Linked DNA regions of Mus musculus: region 1 is linked to region 2. Evidence: chromatin loops called from intact Hi-C (ENCODE). Cell type or tissue: heart. All regions are shown on one strand. Each heading gives the region's core, and the rest is flanking DNA. Links, peaks and the distances in the headings are about the cores only.

Region 1 (2,929 bases), core at 95-2,594, 710 kb before region 2:
ATTTCTTATTGAATAAATTGAAAACAATGCTTTACAAATTCTATACTGTTCTGAGCCAGCAGTGGTCCACATCTCCAAAGTACTGTACTATTTCTATCAGTGCACTGTTCCATGAGTGCGTTCAACTCCCTCACTCCTGACTCATCACCTGATGTTTATGCCTTATCTCTTTCCGGCCGGTCCTTTTTCAGACTTGCTCACCTTTGGAAGTTCATTTCAAGTCTTACCTACTTCATACCTGGCTACAGCACAACTTTCCTTTACCCTCCAGCTATATGAATAATGACAGTCTTTTTTAATATTTTAAAGCTTAGACATTAGCTTGGCTAATTTTGGCCTACGTCCTGCCACGTGGTCAGTTCTACCTCTTTGCTCTGCTCTGTTCAAGTCCTAGCCCATGGTGACTCTACCACTTCTCAATTCTTCTCCCAGAGTCCCTATCTCTGGCCGGAAGTCCTGCCTTCCACTTCCGGCTCAGCTATTGTCCATCAGATCTTTATTTCATCCAATAGGCAAGTTAGGAAGGATAAATGTTTACAAAATATGAGGCCATGGGTAGGTAGTAGAAATAACAATACCAATATCCAGCTAGTGCTTAACTCTCTGCCAGCCAGTACTGAATTAACAATTGAATATAGAGAGACACGCCTTCACATAGTGTATCTTAACACCTGGAAGTTCTAGTATTCACAACTCCACTGTCTGAGGAAGGTATTATAACACATATACTGTTGTTATATAAATATGCTTATATACTGTCTAATATAGCTTTTGATTTCTTAACTTGTTAATCATTTCTTTTCAATAAAGCTGTATTTTTTAAGGTTATGGGCCATGCTATGATTATAAATTTGTATAGTATATTACATAGTATTAGGTAGGCAGACTGAGTTATTTTGGCTAGTTGCATAAAAAGCAATCCAACAAAGGTCAAAATAAATTTTTCTAGAAATCTAACTAGCCTGTAAATGGTGGAATAAAAGCATCATCAATTAGCATCATTGACACCTGTGAGTCTTTAAAAATAGTCCTCCTGTTTCAATCTCCAAGTCTAGCATGCTTTAGTCCTTTACAGTGTACTGTATACAGTCTGTGAAGAGAACATGTGCACTTTCAATTCCTATGTAACATTTCATTTTACTGATACTGACAAATACCCAGAGGTTTGGTGTGACTCATATAAAAACCAAACAGGTAAATTATATATTATTACATCTGGACAACTAAATTGAAGTGATTCTTCGTAAAGACAAACCCATAATTTATTTAATAGACTCTGTTTTGTGATGAATGTACAAATCCACACAAGAATTTTTCTCAAGTTTTACCACTAGATGTCAGCCCCTCACTATGGTGGTAATAATTTCTTTGAAGAACTCTATGAAGAATCTATATTTGTCAACGTCTGATGTCTGTCTTCTCTTTCTCTTGAAATCTTTCCTTCTTTGACCATCAGTCTACAAGGGACAGATCAATCACTTAATAAAAAACCAAATATCCACTGTAATCTATATAAAATTGACAAGGCTATTTAGATGATTTGAAGAAAAAGGCACATTATAACATTTAAGTATTCATATATATATATACAAATGTGAAAATAACACAAAAAACATTTATATACTTAGGGTGGAATTGGGATATTCAACCCTAATAATTTTGAGACCAATGAAATATTTTAAGTCTTGGTTTTAAAAGAGTTTTAAAGCATTTTTGTTTACTTTGGAATTATATGTTTATAGCAACACCCACTTTCATTTGTTGTTTTTTTTTTGTTTTGTTTTGTTTTGTTTTTTCTATGCACTGCCCATGGCATATTAACACACTTCTATGGACTCTGTCACTCACTAACTTCCATGAGGTGAGGTGAGGTGTCTGGATCTCCTTCCATTACTGAGACAAGTATAACGAATTTGTACTTTATGTTTCTTCTAGATGGTGGGCCATCTTAGGTCAACACATTTCTCAGGGCTCGTAGTGAAGGGATTTTCCTATCTCAGCATGTCCTGTAGCCAGGCTAGCGTGTGGTTTTGTTACCTACTCAGCAGGCACTTTTGTCCTTCCTATCTAGACCTTCTTTAGCACCTCTATGGGGGCAGAGGCTGGACGGGATGCTTATTTCCAAAGCTTCATAAATCAGCTTGAACATCCTAAAAACAATTCCATTCTTTTAACCATGAGCTTGTCTAGATGTTGATTCACTACGTGTGGGGAAGGTTTCATGGAGCCTTCAAGGTTAAGTTTTACTTGTGAAAGAATGAGCTATAAAGACTGATGAATAAACCTCTGCAAGCCCATGAGGATTACATACTATAATCTCACACACACACACACACACACACACACACACACACAAGTGTTATTGTATTTCTGAATTCTTCTGGTGATAGAGATGTGTGTGAAACATTGTAGGAAGACACAGAGCAACGAGGAGTAACTGTCTTTAAATTTTCCCAGGTTTATGACAGATATATTTTAAACCAAAATAGGAAGCATCTTCTAGAGAATGAAACCAACTTGAAGAAAAGTAGAGCTTTGAAAAAAAATCATAGCATTCCTGAATCACACAGTGTACTCTCTTGGCCTTGAATTTTTGAATCAATATCTACATACTTTTTTCTCTTCCTTGAAAAATAAGTTATAACCAGTGAGATAAGATCTTTAACAGGGGCATGTGAAGAACACTGCTAGCTAGCCTTTTTCTTTTTTGTTTGTTTTGGTTTGGTTTGGTTTTTTTGAGACAGGGTTTCTCTGTGTAGCCCTGGCTATCCTGGAACTCACTTTGTAGACCAGGCTGGCCTCGAATTCAGAAATCCTCCTGCCTCTGCCTCCCAAGTGCTGGGATTAAAGGTGTGGGCCAGATGCCCCTCAACAGAAGAATGGATACAGAAAATGTGGTACATTTACACAATGGAGTACTACTCAGCTA
Region 2 (2,929 bases), core at 225-2,724:
CTCTTCAAACCACTCCACAAAATAGAAACAGAAGGGAAATTACCTAATTCATTTATGAAGCCACAGTTACACTGATACCTAAACCACACAAAGACCCAACAAAGAGTACTTCAGACCGGTTTCCCGCATGAATATTAATGCAAAAATACTCAATAAAATTCAAACTGAATCCAAGAACACTTCAAAATTATCATTCATCAAGATCTACTAGGCTTCATCCCAGGGATGCAGGGGATGGTTCAATATATGGAAATCCATCAATGTAATACACTACATAAACAAACCCAAACAAAACAAAACAAAATACATGATTATTTCATTGGATGCTGAAAAAGTATTTGATAAAATTCAACACCCCTTCATGTTAAAAGTCTTGGACAGATCAGGGATTCAAGGCCCATACCTAAATATAGTAAAATAAAAAAAAATAGAGCAAAGCAGTAGCCAATATCATACTAAATGGAGAGAAACTTGAAACAATCCACTAAAACCAGGGAGTAGACAAGGCTGCCACTCTCTCCCTACTTATTCAATATAGTACTTGAAGTTCTAGCTAGAGCAATTAGACAACAAAAGGAGGTCAAAGGAATACGTCAAACTATTACTAATTGTAGATGATATGATAGGATATATAAGCCACCCAAAAATTCCAACTGAGAACTCCTAAACCTGATTTAAAAAAAAAAAAAAAAAAAAAAAACAGCAAAGTGGCTGGATATAAAATTAACTCAAAAAATAAAAATAAAATTAACTCTAACAAATCAGTAGCCTTCCTATACTCAAAGGATAAATGGGCTGAGAAAGAAATTAGGGAAACAACAACCTTCACAATAGTCATGTGTTTTCTTTGATTGGTTGATAAGTCTCAGGGAGCTCTGGGGGTACTGGTTAGTTCATTGTTCCTCCTATAGGGCTCCAAACCCCTTCAGTTGCTTGGATACATTCTCTAGCTCCTTCATTGGGGAATCTGTGCTCTGTCCAATGGATGGCTGTGAGCATCTACTTCTGTATTTGTAAGCTACTGGAGATCCTCTCAGGAGACAGCTATATCAGGCTTCTGTAAGCAAGCCCTCGTCGGCATATGTAATACTGGCTGGTTTTGGTGGTTGTTTATGAAATGGATCCCCAGGTGGGGCAGTTTCTGGATGGTCACTCCTTCAATCTCTGCTCTGAACTTTGTCTCTGTAACCCCTCCCATGGGTATTTTGTTCGCCCTTCTAAGAAAGATTGAAGTATTCACACTTTGGTCTTCCTTCTTCTCGAGTTTCATGTGTTTTGCAAAATTTATCTTGGGTACTCTGAGCTTCTGAGCTAATATCCATTTATCAGTGAGTGCATTATCATTTGTGTTCTTTTTTGACTGGGCAACCTTACTTAGGATGATATCCTCCAGATCCATCCATTTGTCTAAGAATTTCATAAATTCATTGTTTTTAATAGCTGCATAGTACTACATTGTGTAAATGTACCACATTTTCTGTATCCAATTCTCTGTTGAGGGACATCTGGGTTCTTTCCAGCTTCTGGCTATTATAAATAAGGCTGCTATGAACATAGTTGAGCAAGTATCCTTATCATATGTTAGAGCATCTACTGGGTATATGCCCAGTAGTGGTATTGCTGAATCTTCCAGTAGCACTATGTTAAATTTTCTGAGGAACCTCCAAACTGATTTCCAGAGTTGGTTGTACAATCTTGCAATCCCACCAGCAATGGAGGAGTGTTTCTGTTTCTCCACATCCTCACCAGTTATACCTGTTCAAGTGTGTTCTTTAATTCTTTAAGGGATTATTGTGTTTCCTCTTTAAGGGCTTCTACCTGTTTAGCTGTGTTCTGTATTTCTTTAAGGGAATTATTAATGTCCTTATTAAAATCTTTATTAGTATCATGAGATATGATTTTAAATCCAAATCTTGCTTTTCCGGTGTGTTGGGATATCCAGGACTCGCTGTGGTGTGAGTACTAGGTTCTGACGATGCCAAGTATTCTTTGTTTCTGTTGGTAAGATTTTTGCGTTTGATTTTTTGCCATCTGGTAATCTCTTGTGTTAGATATTCTTGCTGTCTCTGGCTGGAGCTTGTTCCTCCTGTGAGTCTATAAGCCTGTGTTAGCACTCATGGGAGACCAGCACTCTCCTGGCAAGACCAGGGCATAGAGGGCTGCAGAACAGCCCCACCTCCTGGTTGCAGATATATGCCTATAAGGCCCTGTCTCAGCTGTTCTGTAGCTGTTGCAGCCTGTGCACTCCTGAGTGGATCTGCCTTAGAGAGTCACTCAGAGTCTCCCCTGAATCCTGGGCATCAGAGCACTCACTCCCTGGAGGCTAGCAGGGAAGGAGAACAGAGGACTGAGGATTTGGTCTACCTCCTGGCTGCAGATGTAGCCCCATAGGACCCTGTCCCATCTCGAATTATTAGTATTAAGTTTATTGAGAGATTCTATCTCAAAGAACAAACATAAAGAGTGGATATTAAAAGACATCCTTAACATTTTACCTCGATGATCTTACCCACAGAAACAGGTACATACCCTTAAAATAGACACACAATAAAACAATATACAGAGATGCACAAGTGTATAGCTATTAGGATGAATAAAATTAAAGAGTAGCAAAACTCCAATCTGGATGTGAATGAAAGCTCCTAATACTTCATGTGCTGCCTTGGAAGCTAGAAAATATTTGTATTTTCAAGCATGCATAGTTTGGCCTTTTCTCAGCTTTTCTAAAATAAACTTAAGCATATGGCTCCATCTAGTGTGTAAATGGGAAGAAACACCCTGTTGAATTAAAAACATTTACAAATATAAAATTTTAACTCTATTCTTAGGCATTTTTCTTTATTTTAAATCTTTCTCAATAGCAACTAATGATTTTGTGGTAGAAAGATACAAAGGGATGGTTAAGTGAAATGAAATAAACATCTTTCTA

What was found. Peaks named below come from ENCODE experiments on the same cell type or tissue, not always from the same donor. Only the 100,000 strongest peaks of a DNase experiment are listed, where the experiment ranks them.
Region 1: a loop joins it to region 2, with 8 times the contacts of the local background. A loop is called at or near these places in 8 of 42 quality-filtered maps.

The regions. Positions count from the first base shown.
Region 1 is chr1:97,808,360-97,811,288 of GRCm38, forward strand. No RefSeq gene overlaps it. Among named protein-coding and RNA genes, the nearest start is that of Gin1, 40 kb to the left of the region's middle. In heart, for the core only: a CTCF peak has its summit at 1,333 (motif pointing right); no DNase peak of the experiment used is centred there.
Region 2 is chr1:98,521,016-98,523,944 of GRCm38, forward strand. No RefSeq gene overlaps it. Among named protein-coding and RNA genes, the nearest start is that of Gm7967, 67 kb to the right of the region's middle. In heart, for the core only: no CTCF peak of the experiment used is centred there; no DNase peak of the experiment used is centred there.